Regions from separate parts of the Homo sapiens genome. Here all the other regions are linked to region 1. Evidence: chromatin loops called from intact Hi-C (ENCODE). Cell type or tissue: endothelial cell of umbilical vein. All regions are shown on one strand. Each heading gives the region's core, and the rest is flanking DNA. Links, peaks and the distances in the headings are about the cores only.

The links. Hi-C counts contacts between places; a loop is a spot of excess contacts. Peaks named below come from ENCODE experiments on the same cell type or tissue, not always from the same donor. Only the 100,000 strongest peaks of a DNase experiment are listed, where the experiment ranks them.
Region 2: it touches region 1 in a loop (18-fold over the local background); 19 of 110 quality-filtered maps call a loop at or near these places.
Region 3: it touches region 1 in a loop (14-fold over the local background); 46 of 110 quality-filtered maps call a loop at or near these places.
Region 4: a loop joins it to region 1, with 3 times the contacts of the local background. A loop is called at or near these places in 2 of 110 quality-filtered maps.

The regions. Positions count from the first base shown.
Region 1 is chr3:66,191,850-66,199,732 of GRCh38, reverse strand. It overlaps LOC107986095 (a long non-coding RNA gene), which reads left to right and starts at 4,238. Exons shown (of 3, transcript XR_007095953.1): 1 at 4,238-4,494. It also overlaps a transcript of SLC25A26 not described here. In endothelial cell of umbilical vein, for the core only: CTCF peaks have their summits at 2,899, 3,897 and 4,104 (motif pointing right); a DNase peak (open chromatin) is centred at 4,142; H3K27me3 peaks cover 140 bases.
Region 2 is chr3:65,435,484-65,443,685 of GRCh38, reverse strand. MAGI1 (membrane associated guanylate kinase, WW and PDZ domain containing 1) reads left to right here. Exons shown (of 23, transcript NM_001033057.2): 8 at 837-894; 9 at 3,674-3,807; 10 at 6,439-6,531. Among named protein-coding and RNA genes, the nearest start is that of LINC02040, 260 kb to the right of the region's middle. In endothelial cell of umbilical vein, for the core only: a CTCF peak has its summit at 3,919; a DNase peak (open chromatin) is centred at 3,865.
Region 3 is chr3:65,781,506-65,789,707 of GRCh38, reverse strand. The region is part of intron 1 of MAGI1 (membrane associated guanylate kinase, WW and PDZ domain containing 1); the gene reads left to right. It overlaps LOC107986018 (a long non-coding RNA gene), which reads left to right and starts at 7,096. Exons shown (of 2, transcript XR_001740441.2): 1 at 7,096-8,202. In endothelial cell of umbilical vein, for the core only: a CTCF peak has its summit at 4,435 (motif pointing left); a DNase peak (open chromatin) is centred at 4,417.
Region 4 is chr3:66,135,158-66,143,359 of GRCh38, reverse strand. It overlaps a transcript of SLC25A26 not described here. Among named protein-coding and RNA genes, the nearest start is that of SLC25A26, 82 kb to the left of the region's middle. In endothelial cell of umbilical vein, for the core only: a CTCF peak has its summit at 4,536 (motif pointing right); DNase peaks (open chromatin) are centred at 4,539 and 6,609; H3K27me3 peaks cover 388 bases.

The DNA.
Region 1 (7,883 bases), core at 2,069-7,068:
AATATCATGGTGAGAGTAAGCTTCAATTTCATGATGAGGGTCAGGATGAAGTTGAGGCCAGTGAAGGGTTTAGTGTCACAATGAAGGTAAAGAAGGGTCAGGTACAGATTCAGGATCAGTATCAGAGGGTTAAGGTCAGAGTCAAGATGAAGGCCAGTGTACATTTCAGGGTCAGTTTTAGTATAGTTGTCAGTGCCAGGGACAGGGTCAGGTTGAGGATTGAGGTCACTGTCAGGGTCATGGTCAATGGGGACAAGTAAGAGTCAACGTTCAAAGGAGGCTGAAAGTCAGTGTCAGGGCCAGGATAAGGGTTAGGATCATAGTCAACATGAGAGTGACAGTGAGGTTTAGGATAAGAGTCATTGTTCAGGGAAGGGTAGGGGTGAGAGTCCAAGTCAGGATGAGGGTCAGAGTCAGTTTCAGTGTCAACATGAGGTAAGAGTCCATGTGTGATTTAGATCACAGTCAAGGTCATGGTCAGGGTAAAGGTAGGGTGAGAGTCAGGTTCAGGGTAGGGGTAGTGTCAGGGTCAGAGTCAGCATCAGGATCAAAGTCAGGGTGATGGTCAGAGGTAGGGCAGGGTCAAGTAAGGTACAAGGGTTGGGGGATGAGAGACAGTGTCAGGGTGACATCAGGTTTGAGTCAGATTTGAGGGTAAGGATCATGAGAAGGGGGAGGATGAGTATCAAGATCAGAGTAAGGGTCAGGCTCAAGATCTCAGAACAAAGGTCAGAGTCACGGCCATGGTTAGGGTTGGGGTCACATGGAGGGTCAGTGCCAAGTCAGGTCAAGGTCAAGATCAGGGTCAGGGTGAGGGTCAAGATACAGATCAAGGTCAAGATCAGTCAGGGAATGGGTCAGGGTCAAAACGCGTGTGAAGGTCAGAGTGAGAAGAGAGTCAAGGTAAGGGTCAGGGTCAAAGTGTGCCACTGGGAACGTGAGGGTAAGAGTTAGTGTGAGGATGAGGATCAGGGTTAGGCTGATGGTAAAGATGAGGGTAAAGGACAGGTTAAGGTTAAGGTGAAGATGCGGGTCGGATTCAGTGTCAGGGTGAGTGTCACAGTGAGTGCCGGAGTTAGGATGTGGGTTGAGGTCAAGTGAGGTGTCAGGGACATGGTGAGGGTGAGTGTCTGGGTGAGAGTAATGTAGAGGGTGTGGGTGGGATCAGCCTCAGGGTCATGGTGGGGAATAGAGTCTTGGTGTGGGTGAGCATCAGGGTCAGGTGCAGGGTCAGGATGGACAGCATGAGGGCAAAATTCTAGGTCAAGGCAAGGTCCTAGTGAGGGTCACTATGAAGGTCAGACGCACATGAGGGTCAAGAGTAAATGGACATATGACCACTATGTCCCTGACATTCACTCCGTTCATGAACTGCAGTGTCTTGGTGAGGATGAGAGCTACCATTAGGGCAAGAGTCATGTTAACAGACATGAGTTTCAGGCTCAGTGTCAGGCTGAGTGTCAGGTTAAGTTTGAGGGGTCAACTTGACCCTGACTGTGCCCAGAACCTCAATTATCATCCTGTTCTGAAAACACCCTGACCTAGACAGTGATCCTGAAGCTGACTCTGACCCAGATAATACTCTTACACTGACCCTAATCCTGCACTTGACTCTGGACTTTTCCTGACCCTAACCTTCACTCTGACCTTCACCATGATGCTGGCTGACCTTGACCGTCAGCCTGACGCTGACCCTGACTATCAAGCTGACACTTTCTCTGACATATACACTCACCCTTAACCTTATCCTTATGCTTATCCTGATGCTCTCTGACCCTGATCCTGTCTATGACCATCACTTGTCCTTGGCCCTTCCTCTGATCCTCATGCTGACTCTGAGCTGACTTTACCCTGAATCTAACCCTGATTTTCTCCCTGAATTTTATTGTCAGATTCACCATTTTTATAACTGTGAGCCTTACCCTTACACATATACTGACTCAGAATCTCCCTCTCATCTCACAATAACCCTGTCTTGCACCTGACTCTGACCTTGACCTTCAGCCTCACACTGACTTTACTTCTGACCATGAACCTGACACGCAAACTCACCCACCTCTGACCCCTAATTCCTACTCTTTCTCTAAACCAGACACTCAAGTTCACCCTGCATTTGACATTACCACTCATCCTATTCTCACATTGACCTTGACCCTTGCTTACTTAGCCTGACAATTATTTCAATCCTCATCCTTATCCTTAACCTAACCCTGACCCTGACCCCATCCCTGATCTTTTCTAATGTTGATACTGACCCTCACCTGATGTTGATCTGACCTTGAAGCTGAGCCTGAGACTTATCCTGATCCTTTCATTGTAACACTCCACTTGATGCTGATCCTTATATTGAAACTTACTCTGAATTTCACCATGACCCAACCTTGACACTCACCCTTACCCTGAACTTATCCGTCACTATGTCCCTGATGCCTATCCTCATACAGACTCTGACACTGACCTTCACCCTGAATCTGACCGATACTCATTGTGTAAGGTCAGGTACACAATGTATATATATATATCTGAGTTTAGGTTGGCAAACAGAAGTAATATTGAAAAAAATTCATATTGGGGCAAACCAGCTCAGCCTTCTTACACATTACTCTCAAATGAAACTTCTTATTGCTTTTTAGAGTAAACTGACATAAACATAAGGACAGCAAAACATACTACTTTCAAAGGCGCATTCTTACTAAAATAAAAAAATATACAAAAGACCACATATAAGCCATATTTTAACTGACCCTTATTTATTAAATTATCAGTGAATTAACAAAATATGCCTTGGATGATAATACATATATGCTTGTATTTGCCTTCTCAAAACTTTTAATTAATATAAGATAATGCTTATTAAAAAATGACCCAGATGGTTTTTAACTTTCTGTCCTCTAGGTGTCTCTTATGTCTACAGAAAAAGAAAGAAAAGGCTGATTAATTCAAGATAATAATTAATGTAGATGGTTGATTATATAGGGTATAAGAATTACAGAAAGAGTTTCTAATTGATTTCTTATTAGTTTTTTTAAAGTTATTGCAGTTAATTCACATAATAATTTAATTTGATATAGATTGTTTTATTTAATATACTGATAAATTCTATTTTAAGGCTATAGTTAAACACTTTATTATTTAATAATGTGTTGTATATCCACAAAATAGCTAATCTAGAATTAGCTCCACTTTCTAACAATACCAAATCTAGAGCAAAACCCTCACTTCCTTAGACCCTTCCCCAAGTCACCCAACAAAAGATTACATTCTATAACAGGTACTTTCTGACGCCTTTTTACTGAGACACCCTGTAGTTCCCAGTGGTGTGCATTCTCCCCCAATGCAAGCCATAATAAGCCCAATTTATTCATCTCAGGTATGTGCCTAGGGGGTCTTTGACACAAGGACACTGACAAGTTGAGTGCATAGATACGCACAGAAGCTGCGAAGTCAGCATGACCAGGGCTGGATCCCTTGTTTTTGCCTTTTCAAAATTTTAAAATACTGGAAGATAAATTCTTATGAACAAATAAGTTGGATGGTTTTAAACTTTCTGTCCCCTGGGTTTTCCTTATGTCTAGAGAAAAAAAACAGACTGATTACTTACTTAAAGATAGTAATTAATGTAGATATTGATTAAACTGAGTATAAAGATTGCAGAGATAAAAGTCTATGCAGAGGATAAATGTATTTTCAATAGTCAGAAACCTATTTTTATGTTTGTACACGTGTGTCTGCCTAAATTCATACAAATAAATGTATATCAATAGCTCCTACGCTTGATCTTAGCCAAAAGGCGGACAAGCAATATCAATAGTTCCTTTACTACAATTTGTTACATAAATAATTTGCCAAGTGAATAATTAGAATTTAGGTCTTCCATGTAAATTTACCAAATATTTTTATCCCCAGATCAATAGAGGTTTCTTTTGTCACCAAATTATTCTGTTAATTCTCAATGCTTTTTGCATATTCTTCAACCATTCTTTTGAGACTCCTTTGGATAGTGTTGACCTAATTTTATTTGTTCATATTTTAAAATGCCGGCACCTACTGTAATACACCCCTAAAATACGGACCACACAACCAGAAGATGGAGACGCCGAGCGCGTGCGCTCCTCGCTCGGCAGCACCACCCATCAGCCAGACGCTAGCCCGAGGGCCTGCCCGGCGCAAGCGCACTTGCTTGAAGGAACAGGTGGTGGGAATCTGGTTTTTAGCTGAGCCTCCAACCCTGCCTCCTGTGTCGTTCTTCCTACTGAGGAAAGAAGAGGATGCAGCAGATCTCCCCGTTAATCCCTAATCCTTGTCAGGCCGTTGCAGCAGGCACTCCCGGGGCTGCGGATGGCTCCCTACCGCGGGTTCCTGGAGAACAGCAATTTGGCAGCAGCTGCACCTGGAATAGTCTGTGCATGCTCAATAGTTGGGCAGGGGGCTTTTCCCCCAAAGATCAGCACAGGACAGGGTCAAAGGGATTACAGCGGGTGTTTCCTAGCAACGGTGAGTCCTGCCCACTGCAGATTCTGGGTAGGGGGTATGGGGCGGAGGCTACTCTCTGAAAACTTTGCCAAGAGTGGCAGTACAGCATAATTGCGAGCATGCGTTGGGGAGCAGTGGGAAGGTGACTTATGCCAAAAGAACTAAATTGCAGGATTCCGGGTGCATTAAACTTGAAATCCGTGACTGGGTCACTGGTAAAGGAGGTGGGATTGGGGTGGGCAGACAGCTCTGTTTCACCTCCCTCCCTTCCCCACCAAGGGGAGGAGTGGGTGAGTGGCTGGGTGGGGACCCCAGGTAGACCACAGGGTCCAACCACCCGTTCCTTTAAGCAAGTTTTGGGCCCGGCGCGGTGTCTCACGCCTGTAATCCCAGCACTTTGGGAGGCCGAGGAGGGCGGATCACCTGGGGTCGGGAGTCCGAGACCAGCCTGGCCAACACGAAGAAACCCCGTCTCTACTAAAAATACAAAATTAGCTGGGCGTGGTGGCGCATGCCTGTAATCCCAGCTATGCGGGAGGCTGACTCAGGAGAATCACTTGAACGGGCGCGGAGGTTGCGATGAGCCGAGATCGTGCCATTGCACTCCAGCCTGGGCGACAAGAGCGTAACTCCGTCTCAAAAAAAGAGTTTTCATCCTTGCAGAATAAGGACCCTAGAGAGGGTTGATTTTAGATATGAAAGCTAATAGTAATGCTTTCTGCCATGGGAGTTTAAGAGGTTTTGAGAGCTTTGCTAATTTTAGTTATAAAATTCCATTCGTTCTCTCTGTTCATCTTGAGGACTACAGATGATAAGGACAGTGAAGTTTCTGTGTAAAAGTACTTCAGTGCAGTTCTAGTAAAATGAGCACCTCTGTCATTGGAGAGATAAATGGGAATTCCCCAGGTGGGAAAACAAAACCAAGCCATCCCCTGAACCCTTTCAACCCCCAACCCAGCATGGAATAGCTTTCCAGCAAGGAAAAACTTCAGTCCACCCTGAGAATAAATACACAATGAGCAAAACATATTTATAATTCATTGTAAAAGGTATTTGTATGAAGTCCATTTGGAGGTATTTAAAGGGGCATAGAGGCTTTGATTCCTGTCCATGAGCCCACCTTGGCAGTTTATCAGGATGTGTCACTGGCAGATAAGACACATTTTCAAACACATCCTTGGCAGCTACATCTAAAATTAAGCCACCAGTGTTGGTCTAATATTGTTGTCAACTTATCGTTCCTTTATGGTTACATCATGAAGAATTTTCGTTAAGCTCCATTTTCAAGTGTTGAGGCACGCTCAGTTGACCATCCTGGTGATCATCTAATGATCATCCTAAATTGAATTAGAGACTTGTTTCTGACAGTTAGGAACAGCCTCTCTGAATTTCTCCAAGACTTTTCTTGTCCGTGTGATGATAGGACTGTTTATCTAGGTTAATATTGTTTGTTTAGCATAGGGGCCAGCCAAAGCATTACCATGAGTTTCTAGGTCTTGTCTTTTCAATGACTGTGTTTTTATGATAGCTGTTTTCTTAGGTAATAGCAAAGCATCTAAAAGTTCTTTAATTTGTCATTTAATTGGTGTAAGTTTTTTTTTTCAAGGTTAGAAACATCTCTGTTTCTAAACAATTCTGAATTTGTGGACTACCCCCAAAACACATTTACTATCAGCATAAATAATTGCTTATTTATTTATTTGTGAGCTGCCAAGCCCAGATAAGGACAATGATGTTAGTTATCTGAACTGATTTAATTTCTGGAAGTTGTCTATGTTTTAAGGGTGAATTTCACTCCATGATAGCATTTTAACTTTGATCAAATAAAATTAGGTCAAGGTTATCCAAGGGAATCTCTGATGATAGTTGTAGAGAATACAAAAGCAGTAGAACAATTTGTTGACAAAAAAAGGAACCTCTGTTGACCTGGGCATAAAATAAGTCACCTCATGCAAAAGACCTAAATTCTAATTTTATTCTTTTGGTATATTATTTATATAACAAATTGTAGTAAAGGATATATTCCCTTTTTGTATGCATCAAGACATACAAATATAAATAGGTAATAATTTAAAGTTTTAAACTATAGCTTTAAAGCATAATTGTCAGTATACTAAATAAAGCAGTATGTATTATATTAAATTTATTATATGAGTGAACTACACAACTTTTAAAAATATACAAACAGAAAATCCTATATATACATACCTGTATCTCTCTGCAATCCTTGTACCTAGTATAACGAACTGTCTTTGTTAATTACTATCTCTAATTAAGGGAATATTTCTTTTCTTTCTTTTTTTTTCCTCCAGACATAGGAGACATCTACAGGATAGAAAGTAAAAAACTGCCTAGGTAATTTTTCATGAGCATTTATCTCATGTTAATTAAAAGCTTTGAGAAGGCAAATATACACAAATATGTCTTATTATCCAAAGGCATTTACATATTTTGTTAACCCACTGACATTTTAAGAAGGAAGAGACAATTAAAATGAGGTTTAATAAACAGTGTATTTTTATCTTTTTTCTTTCTAGTAAGAATGTGCCTTTGATATGTATTTTACTGTCTTATCATTTATCTTGCTTTACTCTGAGAAGCAATAAGGACTTCTAATAGGAATGTCTGAGGCCGAGCCTGATTGTACTACTACAAATTCTTTTTAATACTACTACTTAGATTCATTCTCCTTTGCTCTGTTGCGTTAGTCAATTGGGCTGCTATAACAGAATACCGTAGACTGAGTGGCTGAAACAACAGACATTTATTTCTCACAGTTCTGGAGGCTGGGAAGTCCAAAATCAATGCACCAGCAGATCCCGTATCTGGAGAAAGCCCTCTACCTTGCTTACAGGTAACTGTCTTCTCATACCCTCGCATGCTGGAGGGTCGAGAGAGGGAGCAAATTCTGCAATTTCTCTCTCTTTTTTTTTTTTTTTTTTGTGACATGGAGTCTTGCTCTGTTGCCTAGGCTGGAGTGCAGTGGTGCAATCTCGGCTCACTGCAACCTCCGCCTCCCAGGTGCAAGCGATTCTCCTGCCTCAGCCTCCTGAGTAGCTGGGATTACAGGCACCCACCACCACACCCAGCTAATTTTTGTATTTTTAGTAGAGATGGGGTTTAACCATTACTGGACATGCTGGTCTCGAACTCCTGACCTCGTGATCTGCCTGCCTCGGCCTCTCAAAGTGCTGGGATTACAGGCGTGAGCCATTGCACCTGGCCTATTGGAATCTCTTTTTATAAAGGCACTAAACCCATTCAGGAAGGCTCCACTTTCAGGACCTAGAGGCCCCATTTCCTAATACCATCAGATTGGGGGTTAGAATTTTAACTTTTTTTTTTTATTATTTGAGACAGAGTCTTGCTCTGTCACCCAGGCTGGAGTGCAGTAGCACAATCTTGGCTCA
Region 2 (8,202 bases), core at 1,112-6,111, 760 kb after region 1:
AAACCCACAACCTAGTCCCTTCTTTCACCAAGTAAAATAATATGGTGCAGTGGGCCTTTCCACAACAGATTCTTGTTCAGACAGAACTATTACCTGTTTAATAAAGTTTTGGCCTTTGATATGAAACCTTAGGAAGTTCTGTAGAGCATGGTTGAGTTTTCAGAAAGGCACATACATCCCCCAGTGCCATTGTACCACCACATTTAAAGAAATAAAATCATCCGCCTTAGATAGTGAGCTCTTAGGGATCAGGAGCTGTGTTACTGCTTTCACAGGTTAAGTGCTGAGAAAGATGGGCCAGCCCAGAGATAGCAATTGAGTGATAGTTGTGTGCAGTTCAAAAACCCAACTGCATTTTCATTAGGAACAAGGAGAAGATAACATGCAGATTTTATTTTATTTCAAGGAGAGCAAAACAACACTATTGTACTGAAAATGAAACATTAATTTTCATCCATTTTTGCTTGTGTAATAAGATGGCCTAGGAACAAAATGAGAAAACCGTAAACATTTAAGATAGGAACTAGGCATTCAAGGCAAGTTTAACCTATATTTTCACTAAAATCTAATTTAATAGTGATTTAGAATAAAGGCTGCATTTTGTTAAGTTTTATTTTCTTGCATAAAATACCAGTAGATAAAGAAATGCTGTTCATGTAGAAAAATACACTTATAAAATAATAGATACTTTTTTTTTTTTGGTTAGGATATACAGTTTTAATTGGATTTAAAGCATTTTTATGAGTCTTTCTCTTTTTGCCTAACTCAGTTGTTGAAAACACCCAGGCTCTTCAAGAATATGCTCTTCTTGCCCTAAATGTTCTTTTATTTTTCAGAACTGCCTGCTGGTTGGGAAAAGATTGAAGACCCTGTCTATGGTATCTACTATGTAGAGTAAGTGCCCATTCACAATCCACACATTAGTTTATACCTCTCTATAATTATGTACATTTGTGTTAAGTACAGCCTGACATCATTATAAGGCACAAACCAATTAACAATATTAATTTTATGATGAAAATATGTATGCATATATTAATGAATGAGAAAATATTCAATAAATCTGAAAATAGCAAATCATATTATTAAATTCACATGGGCAGGATCCATGTCTTTTGTTCACCACTGCATCACAAAGGCCCAACATCGTCCTGGTATATGGCAGGTACTTAATGAGTATTAGTTGAATGAATGAATGAATGAGAAAAGCCAGGATTCAGTAGACCAGATGAAGAGGGATTGTTTATCTTTACAAGGAGTATCTGATTCGTCTACTTTTTGCTCTACCCAGATCTGAACTCCTTAGCAATTACTTCTTTATTCATTCATACATTTCAAAAGGTTCAGCCACGGTAATTTATGAAATGTTGCCAGGATTGAGGAGAAAATGGAGAACTAGCCTAGGATGCAGACTTTGTGTGTTTCTTTGTTTCTCTCTTGCCTGAGGTTCTGGTTTCCCATTTTTAAAAGTCTAAAACCCTCGTGACTTTACTGTGTGCCTTATTCTAGCATTGGGCTCCCACTTTTTCCTTTCATCAAAACTGTTGATGGATAGGATGATATTAAAAGAAACCCAAAGGTTAGGACATTGAAAAAAAAAAAAAGCTTTGTATTATGTAGTTTCCTCAGAGAAAAATGAGAGGTAACTAATAAAAGTCCCTTCAAAAGAAGCAAATGCCATATAAATGTTGTAGAAACATAATCGTACCTGCCACACTGAAGATGTAACTGTCATATTTTCTTTCCTTTATGCTGCTGGTGATGAAAAGTCATTTGTATAATACCCTGGTGATATGAACACAAGATGAAAAAAGTGCCAGGCCATAAAATAGATGCCCAGCATCTTACTGTAGAAATTATGAGTTCAATATAGCAAGTGTCCTTGGCCAGTACTAACTTTTACCTCCACTTTGCCTAACAAGAGGGATTGGTAATATGGGGCATCAGAGAGGCAAACTTGGCTGCCCCTCTGACCCTCAGAAAATAAATTTCTTTTGTGTGCCCCAAAGATCATCTTTCTCACAGATGTACTGTGGGGTTTTTGCTATTTGAAGCTCATTTTGAATTGTCCCTCAACTAGTTTATGCATTAAGAGAGAGCAGGAACAGATGACAAAAGCTTTTATGGGTGAAGACACTAGTTTGAGGGGCAAGTTATTATCTTACCACACACTTCTCCATCTGTCTTTTCAGATTCATGTGCCTGTTAATGGTAGACCATTTCTTAGAATGAAATTGCTACAAGAATTAGGAAATAAACATGTAGGCCTTTAATAGAAATTAAGAGCAATCAGTCTATCCTTTCTATTGATAAACCTGCTTAAAAAAATAAAGCCTAGCTTTTTAAAAAACTTAGAGTTCTAAATAATCACAATACTATGCTCCTAAATTTCTAATAAACTATTATTTTGAATTAAGAAAAATAAGTTCAGGCATGGTGGCTCATGCCTGTAATCACAGCATTTGGGGAGACCAAAGCAGGTGGATCACTTGAGGTCAGGAGTTCGAGACCAGCCTGGCCTACATGGTGAAACGCCATTTCTACTGAAAATACAAAAATTAGCCGGGTATGGTGATGCACGCTTGAAATCCCAGCTACTCAGGAGGCTGAGGCAGGAGAATTGGTTGAACCTAGGAGGCAGAAGTTGCAGTGAGCCAAGATCGCACCACTGCACTCCAGCCTGGGTGACAGAGAGAGACTGTCTCAAAAAACAATAAATAATGTATATTTATACGTATATGCTTGTGTGTGTGTATATGTGTGTGTGTGTATATATATATACACACATATGTACCATATATATGTACATATATGTGTATACATATATATGTATACATATGTATATATGTATATGTATACATGTACACATATACATATGTATACATATATATGTGTATATATATAATTAGTTTTGTAGCCATCTAAGTGTTTGGATCTTTGTCATTTTGAGCACATCACATCTACTTAGGTTAACTTTATTTGGATTCTCTCTGCCTAAGGCCTGTACTTTTAATTGTGCCTCTATGTTTAGTGATCAAAATAGTTAACAGATGTGAGTGGAGTTCTTTGTTTAACTTCATTGTTTGGATGAATGCTTATGCTTCTGTGAACCCTACTGCAGACAGTTACACAGCAGTTCTGGCATTGTATGTTACAGACAATGTCACATAGCCACTTTAATCTTATGTCTCAATAATTCCTTAATCTACTTCTTATTGAATTAAAGCAGCTTCCCCTGTCAGGTGGTATCTTGGACATTTGGAGTGGGGTCAGTGGTTAAAATCCTGGGATTTGAAAGCAGGCAACCCTGAGCTTGCATGCCTGTTTCCTGCTTACTAGCTATATTATGCTAGATGAAGTATTTAACTGCCCAGACACTTACTTTCCTTATTCATAAGATATGAATAAAAATAGGACTTACCTCCTGGCATTTACTGAGGACTTTTAAATAAAATGCATATAAAACTGGTAGCCCAGTGCTTAGTGCATATAAGCAGTCAGTAATGGAAACTTCATTTTTATTTCCTCTTTCTAACTGAGCATTTTAACACACGAGGGTTAGCATCTCAGACCACCTGCTCTGCTCAGTTTGATTCCAGGGACTTGGTCTGATTGGCATTTTGCTGGTGGGATGAACTGTTTCAAGCTGAATACTATTTGCTATCTTCCCCAGCCACATCAACAGGAAGACACAATATGAGAACCCGGTTCTAGAAGCCAAACGGAAGAAGCAGCTTGAGCAGCAGCAGCAGCAGCAACAGCAGCAGCAACAGCAGCAGCAGCAGCAGCAGCAGCAGCAGACAGAAGGTTGGCCTCTTTCCTCTAGGCTTTTTCTTGATCAGGGGAGCATGGGGTGAAATCTGAGCGCTGACACCCTCGTGTGGTCAGAACTGGCCTCGATGATTGAGTCCTCTCTTGCCACACTGAAGAGCTGATGTCCTGTGGGGAGGAAGAGAACCCCCTCTCCATGTTCCTCTGGATGGCCAAAGTGGAGATCCTAATTCAAAGTCACTCAAATCTCCATTTTAATTTAGAAAGGAGCATCATTAGATCAGAGAACTTTCTGATGGGGGAGGAAATTTCTTGCCCCCGCAGTATTTGCATTGCAACTGGTAGCTAAATCCAAACCACTTTTAGCATTTTTACTTTAAGTGGAGTTACTGGGCATGAAACTAACTTTTAATTTTAGGAACATTACATGTAAAGAATCAGAAAGAGCTGGTAGTTTTGGGTGCTTTTAAAAATTACAGACTAATTCATGCTCTTTGTAAAAATATGGGCAATTCGGGAGTATAGAACATTAAATTCTCCCCTGGTTGCCCCCTTCCCATTCTCAGAGATAAGCCCTGTGCAGAAATTTTCTAGGGATATAGATATACGCATATTTTAACAAAAATCTGATAATAATTTATACGTATATAGTATGTATGTGAGACCTGTTTTCTCACTTTTTATTTCTTGCACATATTACTAAGTTGGCTAATATAGATTTAGCTTATACTTTTTAATGGTGACGTAATATTCCATTTCATGAATGCCTCTGCTTTATTTAGCCATTTGTTTATTACTAGATACTCTGGCTTTCCCCAGTTTTTCATTGTGATCTTTTAGAATCATAGGCTTAATACTCCCATCAATATAATATGTGAATATCAAATAGAATATCAAGTATAATGCTTCTGTTACTATAATATTGAATATAACAAATGTAAACCATAGACTACAGGTTGGCAAACTTTTTCTCTAAACAGCCAGATAATAAAGATTTTAGGCTTCGTGATTTAAACAGTCAATCTCTGTTAGAACTACTCACCTCAGCCATTGTAGTATGCAAATAGCTGTAGACATTATGTAAATGAATAGGTGTAGCTGTGTTCAAATAAAACTTTATGGGCACTGTAATTTCAACTTCATGTAATTTTCATATGTCACAAAGTATTCTCCTTTTTATTACTTTTCAACCATTTGAGAATAAAAGTTATTCTTGGCTCACAGGCTGTATCCAAACAGGAATTGGCCCCAGTTTGGCTAGTGGGCCATAGTTTGCCAACCACTGCCCTGGACTGTACAATTTAGAGAGAGTAGGTATGTATGTCTGTGTACATTCACCCATTGAAATGTTATCTACCTTAGTCTCTTTTCTAGCTAAAAAGAACTCTTCTCATATACATTTAGTGGGTACAAGTGCAGCTTTTGACACATGGGTATATTAAGTGGTGGTGAAGTGTGGACTTTTAGTGTAACCATTACCCAAATAGTATACATTGTACCCATTAAGTAATTTATCATCCTTCATCCCCCTCCAACCCTTCCGAGTTGCCATGGTCTGTTATTCCACACTTCATGTCCGTAAGTACACATTATTTAGCTCCCACTCAGAAGTGAGAACATGTGGTGTTTCACTTTCTGTTTCTGAGTTGTTTCACTTAAGGTAATGGTCTCTAGTTCCATTCATGTTGCCGCAAAAGACATAATTTTATTCTCTTTTTTATGGCTGAACAGTATTCCATGGCATACATACCACATTTTCTTTATCCAGTTATCCACTGATGGACACTTAGGTTGATTCTGTATCTTTGCTGTTGTGAGTAGTGCTGCAGTAAACATACAAGTGTAGGTATCATTCTGATAGAATAATTTCTTTTTCTTCAGATACCCAGTAGTGGGACTGCTGGATTGTATGGTGGTTCTATAGAGGTTGCAGTAATTTACATTCTCATCGACAGTGTATAAGCATTCCCTTTTCTCTACATCCTTATCAACATCTGTTATTTTTTGTCTAAAAATTTTTTAATGTATCTTTCCTGAGCTGATGAAACTTGGTAGTGTTAGAAAGTGCAGTTTGCAAATGAGAATGTACAATTGAATATGTTAGCTGAGCTGGAAGTGATTCTGGGGTGCCATCTCAAGGGTCACTCACTGTGAGTTATGTCTGGCCTTCCAAGGTGAATAAGACTACAATTAGGACCCAGGAGTATTTGTAATAGGTCTCATTTGGATTCAGAGATAACAGAAGAGCACACCCTTAGCAAACTGCTGAAATCTACCTTCATCTTCCTCCCTACCTAAGACAAGCTGGCCTCAGCAGCCCAGCTCATGTCTGAATCAGATTAGAGAAATTTCTCCCTTATACAGCTGCCATTAGTTGACTGTATGTCTTTCCTGACATTTTTTAACTGACTTCACTTTGGACTTTCCAGCCAGAGAGAACTGGAGTTCTTATTCATTATATCGTAATATTTCTTTCCCAAAACGTCTTAGACAAGAAAAAAAAAAAAAAAGAGCTTCATAGAATGAGGTCAGATAACAACTTCTTTTTAATCTAAGCTATCTGCCCTTGGTTTATTGCCTTGAGTATTATTAATAATAAGGTGAATCATAAGTAACTCAATGAGCCATTTGAAGGAAAAATAGGAAACTTTCTTTTCTTTTTCATAGAATGGACAGAAGATCACTCAGCCCTTGTGCCTCCTGTTATTCCAAACCACCCTCCAAGCAATCCAGAGCCAGCCAGAGAAGTTCCACTTCAGGGTAAAGTACTTGTCTTTCTAATTGTGTCATGGTTTTAGCTCAAAATCTAATTTTTTTTAAGGTATTTTGAAAAGTGGAATCTCGTAACTCCCAAGTCATTCCTTTGATAGTGAAAACCATAAATAATGAAAACAATGATAAATGTATTGTTAGACTTGTCAAGAAAAATTAGGAATCTTCCTGAATAATTTTTTTCCAACTATTTGTAATATTTTAAAAATAAAGACTACTTGTTAAATGATCATTCAAACCAACGTTTCTCAATCTCAGCACCATTGCCATTTTGGGGTAAGTAATTCTTTGTTGTGTGGGTTTGTCCTGGGCATTGTGAGATGTCCCCTGGCCACTAGATGCCAGTAGCACACAGCCCACCTCTCATTGTGACAAGGAAATTGTCCCCAGACATTGCCAGATGTCTCTGGGGAGCAAACCCATCCCAGAGATAGGAATCACTGACTTAGAGACCACAGATATTTAATAGTATGTTAAAAAAGATAAATCTGAAACTCAGCATTAGATATTTCAAGAGTCTAGCCAACATATTAGGTTTTGTCTAAGACTTTCCTATAAATGAAAATGGTTTGATATTGTGTTTTCAGTTCTCATTCCCTATTCTTGCTGCAGTTTTGGTATTTATGCATGTTTACAACGTTTCAATAGGTCTTGTTTGTTTACATTCACACATAGGATGAGGCCTTTATAGAGGATTATTCTTGAAAATTGGAAGCTCCAGAACCTTGCAACTTTCAGGCCTCATTACTCTTAAATTATAGAAAATATTTGTGTTTAGTTTTCTTTTTCTTTTAAACAAGCATCATGTTTGACAGAGTTGGGGGATGTTTGTGGTACAGAAACAATAAAAATACTATAAAATTTGTCTTCCTTTCTATATTTTAAAAGATTTAATTGTGTTACATATAAAAAGATAAGTAGAATAATAATTCATTTCTTTAATTTTAATTCATTATAATTTTCATAAGAAAGAAATTGTTTCTCTGCTAGCTGACATTGTCACTAGATTAGAATTAGTATCAATTTATGTAAAATAATTTCTTCTGGCATGAATGCACTTTTTAATGGTGATAATGGCTTTAATAAAGATGGGATATAGTAGATAATAATGTTGATTAGTATCAACATGACTGTGGAGTCCTCAGTTTTGTGGGGTTTTTTGTAAACATAAAATTCCTTCTGTAGGCTCATGCCTTCTTACCTTCCCCTCTCTCACAGTAAGTTAGCCTCCTTTCAGTTCTTTTAACCAGCAAAACTGTGAACCGCTTCTGAGCCTTTGCAGAGGCTGTTCCTTCTGTTTGCAGTGGCTGTTCCTTCTGTTTGCAGTTGTCTTTTCCTCCTACTTCTTACTCTGCTAACTCCTGTTCACCTCAGGTCTTTGCTAGATTCCCCTACCATGTTTACTCTTAACCATCCTGTACTTCACATTTATGAAATTTAACCATTATAACTAGTGTTCATTTGTGTGCTATTATTTAACAATAGTTTCCTCATTAGACTTTAAATCCCATGGAGGCAAGAGACTATGATTCTCTGTTTTTTGTTTTTTCACTGTGAGATAATCCCAAACTAGGCATAATCCCTTGATATACATTTTCTGATGACATTATTATTGAGTGAAACAGTATCCATCCATCTTCCATCCATCCATCCATCCAT
Region 3 (8,202 bases), core at 1,553-6,552, 410 kb after region 1:
GAGGGAGATCCCGGCTAAATCAGCCACTTTACGTGCTTCGGTTCTGTCCTTTAATACTTAAAGTGGCTCAGTAAGTTTGGGCTCAGAGACTTGGATTTTATTTCTGAATTTTCCTTAGACTGGCCAATTAACTTTAACTTACCTAACTTCTCTGGTGATCATCTGCCTCAAGTGTAAAATGGGAATTGGCTAAAGGATTAAATGATACTCAGTAATGTTTGGAACTGAGGGGCCTTATAGCCAAGCAAAATGTTCCTTGTCCTGGAACTGTAGAATGTAGTGGGGAGATTTCAGGGTCTATGCCATTCTCTTGGCCACCCCGGTATGATTTTCAAGGGCTTTTATTACAGCCTAGAGGAGCTCTTGACTGGGGAACGTTAAGCATCCTTTGGGAGTGGTGGGGGTGGGAAGAATACCACAGGACTGGTGGCACTATCTTACTACTTTATGTACTTGCTTTCCTTTCTTCCCCACTGACTGGACATTTTGGTCATTATTTATTTATTATCATTTGTTTGTTATTTTTTTAGAGATAGAGTTTTACTCCCACCCAGGCTGGAGTGCAGTGGTGCGATCATAGCTCACTATAGCCTCCACCTCCTAGGCCCCAGCAATCCTCCCGCCTTAGCCTCCTCAGTAACTGGGACTACGGGTGGGTGTCGCCAAGCCTGGCTAATGTTTTACATTTTTTTTGTAGAGATGGGGTCTCACTATGTTGCTCAGGCTGGTCTTGAACTCCTGGCCGCAACGGATTCTCCTGGATTGGCCTCCCAAAACACTGGGATTATAGGCAAAAGTCACCATACCTGGCCTCATTATTTATTTTTAATTTTTTGTTTGTTGTGTGAGCTTGGGGCTTTGGGAATAAATAAACTTCTCTAAATTTTCCTTGTGTTTTCACTGAGCAACTCCCACACATAATGGTTGATTTATGGCTAGTATTGAGCTAATATTATTTTCCTTTGAGGCTGCCTCATTTCTCTGAACACTGATTTATTTAATGCTTTCTGAGACACTTCAGTTTGGTGTGGGTCACAATAAACAGAATGCAAACTGGAAGTAATTTAGAGTGAGCTACCGTAGAGATGATTTTATTGCCACAGAGGGTCTTGAGTGCAAGCCAAACTTTGAACTGTGAGCAGACCTCTGCAACGCAGCTGGTGATGGGGTGTGTTAGGATTGAACTTGGGCATAGAACTGCAAGAGCAGTTCCCTAGAATAGCTTGAAATGAATAATCTAAAATGCATAGGGGAAAGTGGTCATAATGTAGGTACATACTAGCCACTGGCTTCCAGAAGGAAGCAGCTGTTATGGTGGCAAGTAAATGATGTTTGGAATTAGACCAGAGTTCTGTTCCTGAGTTCAAGACCTTGGCTAGTCCATTCTCCTTTAAATAAAAATTATTATTTGTAAGATTGGGATGAGAAAGCGTGTGGGATCATTGTGTGATTCCCAGGACAAACTGCATTTGAAAAACATTCGAAAAACCTTCAAGCACTTGTAACATATGTGTGACTTGCTAGTCCTGCCCTCATGGGCTTTTGGAGATTTTTTCATCATTGTTTTATGTGAGTTTACTTGGGCACAGTTGAGTTTCAATTTATGTTAATTACTTCTGAGACTTCTGGTTTGACCTCAAGGAAACCTAGAAAGGTCTAGTAAAAGTGGGGGAAGAGGAAAAATGCAACCTGTAACTTTGCAGGCCATTGCAGGGATGACTCCCTAAGGATCAAGACTAAATAAACTTTTTTCTTGATTGGCTCATGCTTACTTTCTTAACCCCGTCACTTTCCATGCTTGGTTTCAACCATCCTGAGCTCTCTCTTACTTCTTGAACTTGCTGAGCTATCATGTCTTCAGTCCTTGGCACAGGCTATTATTTTCTGAGAAATATGCCTTTCTCCCCATATTTTAACGGCTCCTAACATTCAGCGGTGTTATCATATCCATTTATAGTTATTTTTAACCACCCAAGGCTAATTAGATGTTCAACCCCTGTGTTCCCATAACACCATGAACTTGTCCCTGACAGTCTACTCTGTTTTATTATTGCTCATTTATTTGTCCATCTGGCCTACCAGGCGGTGCAGTCCCAGAGGGCAGGGAATGTGCCCTGCTTGCTGTTATATTTCCAGCATCTAGTATAGCCCTCAGTTACACGGAGTAATTTTGAGGAATATGAGTGAATGATGTGTGAGAGTTAGTTCCCTTGTCACTCAAACACAATGTGTTTTGGCATTCTATTTAAAGTTTCTGGGCTGCCTAGAACCGACTAAACATAACATCTTTGTTTTGACAGTAGACTGTTCACTAAAAAAACGGCAGAGGAAGACTTTTCAAGTTGAGTTTATCATTTGGTGATCCGGTTTCTTTTATACTATGTTGCTATGAAAATGCTCCAGTGGCTTATAAACTCGAGGTGTCTTAAAGATGACCGGGCCCTGTGTCTGTAAAAGCTCATCCTTCACCCATTCATCACATCCCAAATGAAAAACCTTTCAGAGATTGCCTTTCCATGCCTAACTTTTGTTGTGACTGAGCTTAGAGTAAAAGTTTTTGTAACTGAATGTGGCTTCTGGGGAGGAAATAGGGGCAGTTTTATTGTTGTTCCATAAATTAGTCTGATGTCAGACCCCTTGAAACATGAGATAGGAGAAGAATCTGGTTTCCTCTAATGAAATGTTGTGTGCTTGTGGCTTAGTAAGAGGTGCATTGATGGAAAAACATTAAGTAGGAATACAAAAGGTAACACAATGAGAGAGATGTGTTGGTCAGCATTAAAAGATTCTTGGGGTCTTGCGCGGTGGCTCACACCTGTAATCCCAGTACTTTGGGAGGCCGAGGCGGGCGGATCACGAGGTCAGGAAATCGAGAACATCCTGGCTAACACGGTGAAATCCCGTCTCTACTAAAAATACAAAAACAAAATTAGCCAGGCGTGGTGGCGGGCGCCTGTAGTCCCAGCTACTAGGGAGGCTGAGGCAGGAGAATGGCGTGAACCCGGGAGGCAGAGCTTGCAGTGAGCGGAGATCGTGCCACTGCACTCCAGCCTGGGTGACAAAGCAAGACTCTGTTTAAGAAAAAAAAAAAAAAAAAAATTCTTGGGCCAGGCGTGGTGTCTCATGCTAGTAATCCCAGCACTCTTGGAGGCTGAGGTGGTAGGATTGCTTAAGCCCAGGAGTTCAAGACCAGGCAACATGGGGAAACCCTGTCTCTACAAAAAATACAGTAAGTTAGCTGGGTGTGGTGGCGCATGCCTGTAGACCCAGCTGCTTGGGAAGCCGAGGTGGGAGGATCACTTGAGACTAGGAGGTTGAGGCTGCAGTGAGCTGTGATCATGTCATTGCATGCCAGCCTGGGTGACACTTCAGTTTGGTGTGGGTCTCAATACACAGAATGCAAACTGGAAGTAATTCAGAGTTGTTGATTTCAAGGCAAAAAAAAAAAAAAAAAAAGTTATGATTGGCTGGGCGTGGTAATCCCAGCACTTTGGGAGGAAAAGGTGGCCAGATCACCTGAGGTTAGAAGTTCGAGACCAGCCTGGCCAACAAGGCGAAATCCCATCTCTACTAAAAATATAAAAATTAGCCGGGTGTGATGGTAGGCGTCTATAATCCCAGCTACTCGGGAGGCTGAGGCAGGAGAATCACTTGAATCCAGGAGGCAGAGGTTGCAGCAGTGAGCAGAGGTTGCAGTGAGCCCTGATTGCACCACTGCACTCCAGCCTGAGTGACAGAGCGAGACTCCGTTTCAAGAAAAAAAAAAAAAAAGTTAAGATGACAGCAGGAATAAGGGGGAGGTCGGGAAGGATTCATGGCCTAAAAAATTACACTTGATTTCACACAATGTCTCTGTGAACTTGTTTCAGAGATAGTTATTCAGTGAAATGATTGTGATGTTTGGTATGGGTGAAAAGAAATATTTTGATGTAGTCTCCAAGGTAGGTGAAATTTTTTCTGAAATTTAAGAAATGTTGATTTCACTCATTCATTCATTTATCTCATTCATTTAATAAATATTTATGGAGTGCCAATTATGCTAGACATGGTTCCAGGTGCTAGAGATAGAACAGAGAACCAGAGACCACGTATTTATAACATGTTTCATTTCCTGTGATGATTTATATTATCTCACTGAATTTTATCCTAAACAAATAAGTTTGTATAACCTCTTGTATGACAAGAAGTGAAGGAAATGAATGCAGTGCAACATTATCCGTAGTTTCTGTTACTGAAGTTTAATTTTAAACATTTACTTTTTATCTGTGTATAAGTCATGATTTTTCAACCTGTCACCAACCTTGGTGACACTATTGTCTTTAATGTGTTGTATGAAACATACTAATACCTCATTCCGTCCAAGAAAAGGGGGAAGAATGAAATCAAATTGGTAAATAGGACCCCTGTATGTTAGACACTCGGTTTTCTGTAGCTGTGAGGAAAGCGCCCTCTTGTGGTTATATATGCTTCTCCTACAAATACTTCTTAAAACACCTACTTCCTTAAATAAAAATTACTTAGTAAGTAACTCATGAATACATATGGGATACAGAAGTTAAATCACATTTTAAATAGCGGTATTGAGATATAACTAATATGTCATACAATTTATTCATGTAACATGTACAATTTAGTATTTTTAATAGATACACAGCGTGTGCGACTATCAGTATAATCTAATTTTAGAACATTTCTGCCCTCTCCAAAAGGAATCCTATATCCATTAGTAGTCATTTCCTTCTCTGCCCTCCACCGCCACCCTCTCAAGCCCTAGGTAGCCACAAATCTCTTACAGATTTGCCTATTCTGGACATTTCATCTAAAGGGCATTGTAAAGTATGTGGTCTTTTGTGATGTGCTACTCCACCTTATCTTGTTTCAGGATTCATCCATGTTGTAGCATGCATCAGTGCTTCATTTCTTCTTCCCAAATATTATTCCGTGGTTTGACTATACCACATTTTTTTTTTTCTTTTCTTTTTGTTGTTGTTGTTGTTGTTGTTGAGACGGAGTCTCGCTCTGTCGCCCAGGCTGGAGTGCAGTGGCGCGATCTCGGCTCACTGCAAGCTCCGCCTTCTTGGTTCACGCCATTCTCCTGCCTCAGCCTCCCGAGTAGCTGGGACTACAGGCGCCCGTCACCGCGCCCAGCTAATTTTTTGTATTTTTAGTAGAGACAGGGTTTCACCGTGATCTTCATCTCCTGACCTCGTGATTCGCCTGCCTCGGCCTCCCAAAGTGCTGGGATTACAGGCGTGAGCCAACGCTCCTGGCCCTACCACATGTTTTTTATCCAGTCATCAGTTGATAGGCATCTGGGTTGTTTCCACTTTTTGACCTCTTATGAGTAATACTGCTATGAATATCCACGTACTAGTTTCTGTGTGGACATATGTTTTCATTTCTCTTGTATGCATACCTAGAGTGGGATTGCTCCTAGGAATGTGGTAACTCCATGTTTAGCTTTTTGAAGAACTCCCAGACTGTTTTCCAAAGTGGCTGTACTATTTTGCATTCCTACCAGCAATGATGAGGGTTCCAATTTCTCTGTGTGCTCATTACTCCTTGTTATTGCACCTTTTTTTTTTGAGATGGAGTCTCACTCTGTTGCCCAGGCTGGAGTGCAATGGCACAATCTCAGGTCACTGCAACCTCCACCTCCCAGGTTCAAGGGATTCTCCTGCCTCAGCCTCCTGAGTAGCTGGGATTACAGGTGCCTGCCACGATGCTCAGCTAATTTTTGTATTTTTAGTAGAGATGGGGTTTCACTGTGTTGGTCAGGCTGGTCTCGAACTCCTGACCTCAGGTGGTCCATCTGCCTCGGCCTCCCAAAGTGCTGGGATTACAGGCAAGGGCCACCACACCTGGCCTGCACTTTTTTTAAAATTAATTTTTTTTTTTTTTTTTGGTACAGGCTGGGTGTGGTGGCTCACACCTGTAATCTCAGCACTTTGAGAGGCTGAGGTGGGCAGATTGCTTGAGCCGTGGAGTTTGAGGCCAGCCTGGGCAACGTGGCAAAACCCCATCACTACTGAAAATACAAAAAAAATTAGCTGGGCATGGTGATGCACGCCTGAAGTCCCAGCCACTCGGGGAGGCTGAGGTGGGAGGATTGCTTGAGCCAAGGAGATTGAGGCTGCAGTGAGCTCTGATCGTGCCACTGCACTCCAGCCTGGGTGGTGACAGAGTGAGACCCTGTCTCAAGACAAATTTTTTTTTTTTCTTTCTGGAGACAGAGTCTCATTATGTTGTCCAGGCTTGTCTTGATCTCCTGGCCTCAAACAATCCTCCCACCTGCCCTCTCAAAGTGTTCGGATTACAGGCGTGAGCCCCTGTGCCTTGCCTTATTTTGCCTTTTTGATTGTAGCCATCCTAGTGGGTGTGAAGCGGTGTCTTGTGGTTTTGATTTACATTTCACTATTGTGTAATGATGCTGAGCATGTGCTTCTGAGCTTATTGGTCCCTTGTATGCCTTCTTTAAAGAAATATCTGTTAAAATATTTGTCCTATTCTTTCTTTTTGTTGTTGAATTGTAAGAGTTGTTTTTTTTTAATACATTCTGCACACTGGACACTTATTAGATATGTGATTTGTAAATATTTCCCCCAGTAGGTTGCCTTTTCACTTTCTTGATGGTGTTGTTTGCAACACCAAAGTTTTTCATTTTGATGTCATCCAACTTCTCTTTTTTCTTCTTTTTTTTGTTGTTGTTGTTTTGTTTTTAAAGGTGCTTTGGGATTATATCTAAGAAACCATTGCTTAACTCAAGGTCATGAAATTGATTTTTCTCTTTTTTTTTTTTTAAGAGTTTAATAATTTAGCTCTTACATTTAGGCTTCTGATCTGTGAAATGACTTTTCACAGATGGCCCAGTACTAATAGTGTCTGGCTCAAAGGTTGTGAGGACTTAATAAGATAACACTTATATTGCAAACATATTAAAAGCTCAGTAGATGTTAACTGTTGTAGGTATTACACCTGAAAACAAATCAACTTGACTAAACAGAGTCCTTCAGTATATTATGTTTATACCTAAGCTACAGTGTTGAAAAATGAACCTTTCATCTAACTTTTTTTTTTTTTTTTTTTTTTTTTTTGCTTAAGAAATCCATATACTTTAAAAAATAGTTTTTATTCTCCTTTGGTCCAGAAGGGTTAGGAACAATAACTCAGTAGTTACTTCCTGTATTAGTTTCTTATTTGCTGCTGTAACACTTTTTCACAAAGTGAGTGCCTTAACACACATGTACTTATTATCTTACAGTTCTGACTGGTGATGCTGGGCTAAAACCAAGTTGTCACAGGGCTGTGTTCCCTTCCTAAGGCTTTATGGGAGAATCTGTTTCCTTGACTTTTCCAACCTAAGGACATTCCTTTCCTCCATCTTCAAAGCCTGCTAGCAACGTTGTATCCTTCTGTGCCATTCATCTACAGTCTTATCTTTTACAGATGCTTATGATTATATTGGGCCCACCCAGATAATCCTATTTAAAGGTCACCATAATTAGTGACCTTAATTCCCCTTTGTCATGTAACATAGTCACAGGTTCTGGGAAGCAGGATGGGGATATCTTTGGGGTGATTATTCTGCCTATTATGCTTACTAATGATAATTTCTACAATCTGTGATTGACAAGTGTTTCCCTTTGATAGTTAGGGTCTCTAGACTTGGGACATGTGATAAATGGACATGAAATGCATGCCATCCCCCAGAATATATGGGAAAGTGAAATCTACCAATCTGCTCAGGAGACCCCTCTGTTTACCAGCGAGTCTGTTTTTACAGAACAATCTTAGGTTTATAGTGAGGGGGGGTTCCCCAGTCAGATGGTTCAGACTTCCACTGACTGACTTCAGGAAAGCTGCCTGTACTCTCTGTGTTTGCGTAGTTGCAGAGTCAGGGTGATGGAGATTAATGAGAGAATCAGTAGAAACCTTTAGCAAATCTCTTCCGTGGTAGCTGTTATTATTATAGATGTTGCCATTATTGGCCAGAAGCTATTTAGGATCTTGTAATGGCCTCTCAGCCATGAGATGAAAACTGAATTATCTATAATACGAGTTTAATGTCAAGTCAATTTCATTATATCTTTGGTCTTTGAAAAGCGGCAGTTGCTATATAATTTGTATAATAATTTTTTAAATGAATCTATTTCTGTGAAACAAACCACTACTGTATTTAGTTTTAAAAAACCTATTCCATGC
Region 4 (8,202 bases), core at 2,000-6,999, 56 kb after region 1:
GCTCATAGGTATATACCCAAAATAATTGGAAACAGGTGGTGAAAACCATACCTGTACACAAATGTTATACCAGCACTATTCACGATAGCCAAAAGGTAGAAACAACTTAAATGTCCATCAACAAATGAATAGATAGACAAATTGTGTTATGTTCATACAATGGATATAATGGATAATGGCAATTTTTTTTTTTTTATTATTCAGCCATGAAAGAAAATTGTAGGAGAGGAGAGATTTATTTTCTAACCCATTGCTAGGTTCATAGCTGAGGCGCTTGCAATAAAAGACAGCTTAGGCTGGGCACAGTGGCTCACATCTTAATCTCAGCACTTTGGGAGGCTGAGGCAGGAAGATCGCCTGAGGCCAGGAGTTCATGACTGGCCTGGTCAACATAGTGAGATCCCATCTCTACAAAAAATAAAAAGAAAGATTGGCCAGGCATAGTGGTGCTGCCTGTAATCCCAGCTACTCAGGAGGCTGAGGTGGGAGGACTGCTTGAGCCCAGGAATTTGGGGTTACAGCAAGCTAAGATCACACCACTGTACTCCAGCCTGGGTGACAGAGGCAGACCCTGTCTCAAAAAAAGAGAAAAAACAGCTTAACAAGAGAATAGCATACAAATTTTATGTGATATGGGAGACTTTTTAAATGAAAAACCAAAAAAACAGGGAAACCTATGCATTTTTGTGCTTAGGTTTGATGACAAATGGATAGTCAGGCAGCAGTACCATTGGACAAAAGGGGTGTAAACTGATAGTAATCAACTAGGGAGAATTTAGCAAGGCCTGTTTGTTCAGGTTCTTCTCCGAGTTCCTGTGTCCTTAGAGACAGGGCATTTTTCTCTGAGTATAGTGTGGCCATCTCTGGAATGAGGGCCTTATGCCCTACTTCAGGAGAAGATAAAAAAAAATTCTTTTATAGTCTACTTCAAAGGTGAAGGGTGGGAGGAAGGTCAGAGAGAACTTCCTGCTTCTGCAGTGTTCTCAAATGCCAAGGTGCCATATTTTAGGGTAGTGGGTCCTGAACACCATCAGAATGAAGTACTGATACTGATACATGCGATGGCCTGGATGAACCTCAAAAACATTACACTAAGTGAAAGAAGCCAGACACAAAAGATCATATCTTCCATGATTTTATTTACATGAAGTGTGCAGAATAGGTAAATCTAGAGAAGCAGAAAGCAGATTGGGAGTCACCCAGAGGCTGGAGTGGGGTTGGGGAGTAACTGCCAAATAGGTATGGGGTTTAATTTTGGAGTGATGAAAATGTTTCAGAATTGAAGACAGTGGCTGCACAATATTGTAAATGCACCAAATGCCACTGACTTGTTCACTTTGAAATGGTTAATTTGTGTTATGCAAGTTTCATCTCAATTTAAATAAAGGAAAGTGAAAATAAATAAATATTTGTTGAACTACATATTGATAGAACTTGTTTCAGAACTCTCTGCCATGACTAAATCTAAAGTATTCTTAATCCAGCCTAGGGCTTCAACAACTTCCATCCACAGCTTTGAGTCTGCAGGAAGAAAAGAATACATTCAAGACCGGCGCAGTGGCCCACGCCTGTAATCCAGTACTTTGGGAGGCCAAGGTAGGCAGATCAAGTTGAGGTCGGGAGTTCGAAACCAGCCTGGCCAACATGGTGAAACCCTGTCTCTAATAAAAAATACAAAAATCAGCTGGGTGTGGTGGCATATGCCTGTAATCCCAGCTACTCGGGTGGCTGACGTAGGAGAATCACTTGAACCCAGGAAGTGGAGGCTGCAGGGAGCCAAGATCATGCCACTGCACTGTAGCCTGGGTGACAGAATAAGACTCTGTCTCAAAAAAAAAAAAAAATTCACACTATTTCAAAGATTTGCTTTCATCAAGATGACACAGGACATCATTATCATCCTCATGACAATCCTATTTCTATTAGTTTTTTGTCTTATGCAATTATTTGAAAACTTTCTTTGGTAGGAGTTGAGTGTGGTGGTACATGGCTGTAGTCGCAGTTACTTGGGAGGCTGAGGCAGACATATTTCTTGAGCCCTCGAGGCCAGACCACATATGCAGCAAGACCCCAGCTCGAGAAAATTAGAAAAAAATATTTGGTAATTATTGAAGATGTACATGTAATTATAAAGAATTATACAGAGAGATCTCGTGTGCCCTTCACCCTGTTTCCCCCAATGCTAACAACTTGCAACACTATAGAATACTATGGCAACAAAGAAATTGACATAAATACAATCTGTCTACCTCATTTGGATTTCACTGTTTTACACGTGCTCATTTGCGTGTGTGTGTGTGTGTGTGTGTCCTGTTTCTATACTGAAGTGTAACAATAGCTCCTTTCAGTACTGTAGTCTGTTGACTAGTAAGAAATTTCAGAGAGCTGGTGGCACCACCACAGTAACCACAAGTAAGTGACCCAGAGCAGAAGTTAAAAGCAAGAAACATTTCTAAAGTCTTGCAAGGGACTTGGCAGTCCGGAACCTGTTAGTTCAATCATGCCTTTGACATTCACTTGACCCTTTTAGTACTGCAGTTGTTAAAAGGGCTGGCATGCATTTTGTTTAATTCAACAGATGGAGGGATGTGATACAGTAAGAATTCCTTCTGTCATCTGAGAAACTGGGAAATTTGAAAGTGTAAACATAGAGTGGTAGCATTAAAAAGACAGGTGCCGATAAGGTAGTTTTACTTATGAAGAATATTTGCTAGTCCTGCCTGCTAATAGATTTAACTTGGAACAGAAACCTCAGGTGAATGAACAGATTTACGGACATTTTCTAGTTTTTACCTCAGCGTGCATCCTGTATGTTAGTTGAATTCATTCGAAGGTTCTAGTGAATGATCCTTTCTGAAGTGCACTGGTTGAAGGATTAGAAATCCCATTTTGCCTACCTGGCTTCCACACCACCTTCCTGTGTTAGTAGCATGTGGATTTTTTCTTTGAGGAGCCACCCTCTCCTAGTCTAGCTGTCTTGGTGATGCTATCCACAAACTCCACCAACCCCTGCCCTAAACTCAGGGCTCACAGGATGAGCACATGACTCAACGGAATACACATTCCATTCTTCCACCTCTAATCATTGGTTCAGAAAAGGCGCATATCCAAAATTGGTCAAGAGATGTAATTCCTGATCTTTTGCTAGAATAACAAAGAACCTCTTTCCATTGTACTTGCAAGTGTTAATACATAGGCATGGAGCATCTGAACACCAGTAATGAGAGCATCCTGCAAATGAAGCCACCATGAAAGAGAACAGACCTGACAGCCATTCTGAGCACTAGAACCAGCCATACCTGAAGCTCTGATCTCTCAGTTCCATGAGCCAGTAAGTTAGTAAGTTAATTACCTTTCTTGATGTGCTTAAACGAATGAGGTTTTTGGGTTTTTTGTCACCTACAACACCTTGAGAAGGATCAATAGCAAATAACATCTATTAGGTTAAGCTTGGGGCCATAAATCCTTAAACTAATTTAGTGTTTATGCTCTCATCATTCAATAATTCCCTTATCTTTTCATCTAGTCTGCATTACTGCCTGCAATAATTTGCCTGACCCACGGCTTTAGCGCTTAGTGTGAAAGAAGTAACTCAAGTAGAGTAAACAAATGACACTGTGAGTACATTAATGCTTCTGACCCTATAATGTCATCTTTTAAATAGGTTATGCATGTGTAACACTGCAGCCGACCATCTGTACTGCTTATCTAAGTTCTGTAATGAAATGGCCAGGGCCCTGTTTATTTATGTGATACAGGCAGCCTCCCTCTAAATCTAATTCAATCTTCAGTCACTGTTTTGTAGGCTAGGAGCTCTAATGACCGCGAAAGAAATGTGTGCTGCTTCAGATGATGCTATTAAAAGAAACTTGTTCCCAAAGAAATTTTTATCTCCTGATAGGGGGGAGCTAAATCACTATAAATTATGGAAAAGGAAATTGCAAATGTATCTTGCTTTCTTTTTATTGGAGGCATTGTTTTCTCACAACTGTCAAGTAGAGCATACACCTATTTTGAAAAGCTTTTAACAACTTTGAATTAAGCAAAAATGGAGAAATAAGAGGCTGCAGAATTAGAGAAGCTAATGCAACCCTGCTTTGCAAAGCAAAGGCAGGGTTTCACCATTCCTTTTTTATTCACAAATGGCACTATCAAGGAGGTGGGCGGGGTGGCACAGAAGGTGAAACAGAGAAAAGCAACAGCAAAATACAGTAAAGAGAAGTGAGATCATCAGGAGAATCATAAGAATCTTGAAAGGAAAAGCTGAGAACTTTAGAATTTCATTCTCCTGGGGCAGAGGAAAAGAGGATGGGGAGGGGAGGAGGACAGGAGGGGTGGGGCAGCAATTTGAATTCGTTTCAACTGAATAAGTAATCAATCAATCTACTCCTGTTAGTGTGAACTTGGATCTTATAAAAAAGAATCTCAAAAAGAATGACTGTTTGTCTTTCCTGTTCATCACGGGGGATTTCAGTGGACTCAGGACCATTACTATTCACATTAATCACACAGTGGCTGTGCTCAGCAAAGCCAGCAGAGGGAGTACAAGATTAATGGGTGGCTTCCAAGCTTTGCCAAGGAACCGATGCCCGTATCCAGGACCTCCCAATACGGTTTGTGAAGAGGAACCTCTGGCTCTCTCCCATGCCTCCTTCCTTAACTGCTTCCCTTCATCTCCCTCTTCCCCTACCCCAATACATCCCTACCCCCCCTCCCCCTGCATCAATCCTCCCACCAAATTGTCTGATTTGTCATTTGGAAACATTTTACCAGAGAATTCACAGGTTGACATTCTGTTGGCCAACCCCATGACAGATGGGAAAGAAAGGCCCCAATGTAGGTCAAACAATAAAAATCATGCTGGATGGATTTTGAGTGCCAAGCAAAATCTAACCTTAGGAGAAAATAACAGGTTGCAAAATTGCATGTGTACTAGGATCTCAAGTGTATAATATTTTTAATTATAGAAAAAAAGAGAAATTTATCAAATTAAGAATGGTTGCCCTGGAGTGTGATGTGTCTGAAGGGGGGTGAGATTTGTGGGATGATTTTTTTCTTCCTTCATTGCATATTTCCATACTTCAGATGTATACATTGTATACGATGTATACATTGAACAGCTTTGATCACCATAGGAAAAATAAAACATTATAAATGCCCATGTTTATTTTACGTGTTCACATGCAATACTCTCTGTTTAATAATGCCATAGAAAATGTTCATGTGGGCCGATCATGGTGGCTCATGCCTGTAATCCCAGCACTTTGGGAGGCTGAGGCGGGTGGATCACTTGAGGTCAGGAGTTCGAGACCAACCTGGCCAACATAGTGAAACCCCGTCTCTACTAAAAATACAAAAATTAGCTGGGTGTGGTAATGCACGCCTGTAATCCCAGCTGCTCTGGAGGCTGAGGTGGGAGAATCGCTTGAACCTGGGAGGCAGAGGTGGCAGAGAGCCAAGATTGGGCTACTGCACTCCAGCCTGGGTGACAGAGCGACACTGTCTCAAAAAACAAAAAAAAGAAAAAAGAAAATGTTCATGTGACTATACTAACTAGCTTTGCAAAGGAAAGAAGAAAACAAGCTCTTATGGAGTCCTAGGTGCTAGGAACTGTATTAGGAGTTGGGGGATAACAAGATGAGTTAGACACACTCTGACCTCAGGAAGCTCACAGTCACACAGAGCATCTTATTCCCTTCTCACAATGACTCTATGAGTGTCTTAGGCCATTCCTGCTGGTCTCACAAAATACCACCAACTAGGTAATTCATAAACTATAGAATTTTTTTTCTCACAGTTCTGCAGGTTGGGATGTTCAAGATCATAGTGTGGGGCTGGGTGTGGTTGTTCATGCCTGTAATCCCAGCACTTTGGGAGGCCAAGGATGGTGGATCCCCTGTGGTCAGGAGTTTGAGACCATCTTGGCCAACATGGTGAAACCCTGTCTCTACTAAAAATACAAGAAATTACCCAGGCCTGGTGGCAGGCCCCTGTAATCCCAGCTACTCGGGAGGCTGAGGCAGAAGAATTGCTTGAACCTGGGAGGCAGAGGTTGCAGTGAGCAGAGTTTGAGATCGCGCCATTGCACTCCAGCTCGGGCGACAAGAGCAAAACTCCATCTCAAAAAAAAAAAAAAAAAAAAGAAAGAAAATCACAGCATAGGTAGATTTGGTGTTTGGTGAAGGTCTGTTCCATAGATGGTGATTTCTCATGGCATCCTCACATGGTGGAAAAGGTGGCAGGAAAGAGCTCACATCTATTAGTCAAGCTATTTAATTAATGATTTCCTTTATCTCAACTGATTTTTAACTGAACTTTATTTTAAAAGAAGCTTTGTGCTATTATCATAAATGCAAATCAGAATTATTTTCAATAAATAAGAGATAACCATAAAGTAAGCAAAATAAAAACAAAAATTTATATACTATTGTTGAGGAAGCTCCAACTCTCTTTGTTAAGCTCTCTCTTTGTTATGAAAGGGAGACTAGCAAGTATGAGAGGGACATAGCACCTCACTGAGGCTTTCTTCTTGAAATAAACAGAAGGTCTTAACAAGTCCTGAAAGGGAAAAGCTTTGTATACAATTTAATGCATACTGTAAATGACATGGAGGCTTTGAAAACACAGTACTACTTGATGCAAAGCCAAGAGAAATATCCCAGTCAAAGCAGAAGAGAGAAACCTAGCGGCTGAAAGCCAGAGCTTAGGTGAAAGAATGTATAAATCAAATTTCACTACCATGATTGTTTTGGAAATATAAGCATCAACTGGAACATGAAACTAAAAGCCATCTTTTAAAATACAAAAATGTTATTTCTTAGTGACGAGACAGTGCAATGAGTTAGAATACCATTTTAGAAATGAAATAGACATGGATTCAAATCCAGCTAAGCTATTTATTACATGCTCACCCTGTTTTTCTCCAAACTTCAATGTCTTCATCTATAGGCCAATGGAGAGTGATAAGTAGTTTTTAATTATAAACTGGCCATTTGTGTATCTTAGGTTAAAGGATAATTTTCCCAAAAAGGTAAAATCATGACTATCATATAGACATAAAATGAACATCTGGAATACATTTTATTTAACTCATTACTAATGAGTGAACCACCGAAATGTTATCATTCATTCAAAGGAGAAGTCCAACAGCAGATACATATATAGATGGGAACACTGAAATAAATTTGCAAGTAGACACAAAACTGTTTATTTCCACAATAAGAGAGGAAAATCAGTTGACTGTCCGCAGGACAGAATTTCCTTGCATGATTATGAACAAGAAATATTTGCATTACTATTAGTTTTATCATCAATTTCTGAATTGTTGTGATCAATACAGAAATCTATAGTAAAACACTTTTCAAGTTAACTTCTATCTCAACAGACTTGTAAAATAGCTTAGCCAAAGACCAAGATGTATATCCCTGTAGGATTACGTGGTCTCTAAAGACAGGTATTTCATTGAAAGAATATCCAATGTGAATATTCCAAAAGAATATCTCTTTTATTTATTCCAAAGTCTTAAATTTTGCCTTATACTTATGTTAAGACTGGATCTGTAAAACTTACCTTTTTACTTTATTTTTTTATTGAGACAGGGTTTTGCTCTGTTACCCAGGCTGGAGTGCAGTGGTGCCATCAGGGCTCACTGAAGCCTCAACCTCCCAGGCTCAAGAGAGATCCTCCCACTTTAGCCTCCCAAGTAGCTGAGATTACAAGTACATGCCACCATGCCCACCTAATTTTTTATTTTTGGTAAAGAATAGGTCTCACTTTGTTGCCCAGTCTGGTCTCAAACTCGTGAGCTCAAGCAATCTACCTGCCTTGGCCTCCCAAAGTGCTTAGAATACAGGCATGAGCCACTGTACCCAGCCAATTGTTCACAATTAACAATTGTTCACATTAAAATATTGCCAACATTAATGATTCTGTAATACTGTGATTAACTAATTGGAGAGATGGAATACATGAACTTTAAGGCCGCTTCAAATTCTACAACTGTAGGATTTGAGCATGTAACGTATTACAATGTTTATATTTTACTAAAGCTAAGTTTCAGAAAGATTAGGAGTAAATTGAAAATCGCCCTGAAACAAAGTTAAAAACATTTCTGAAATTCAAATGTAAGTTAATTAAAAGTTGATAATACAAAAACAAAATTAAAAACAATTTTCAGTAAAATTTGAACTTTATAAAACCAGG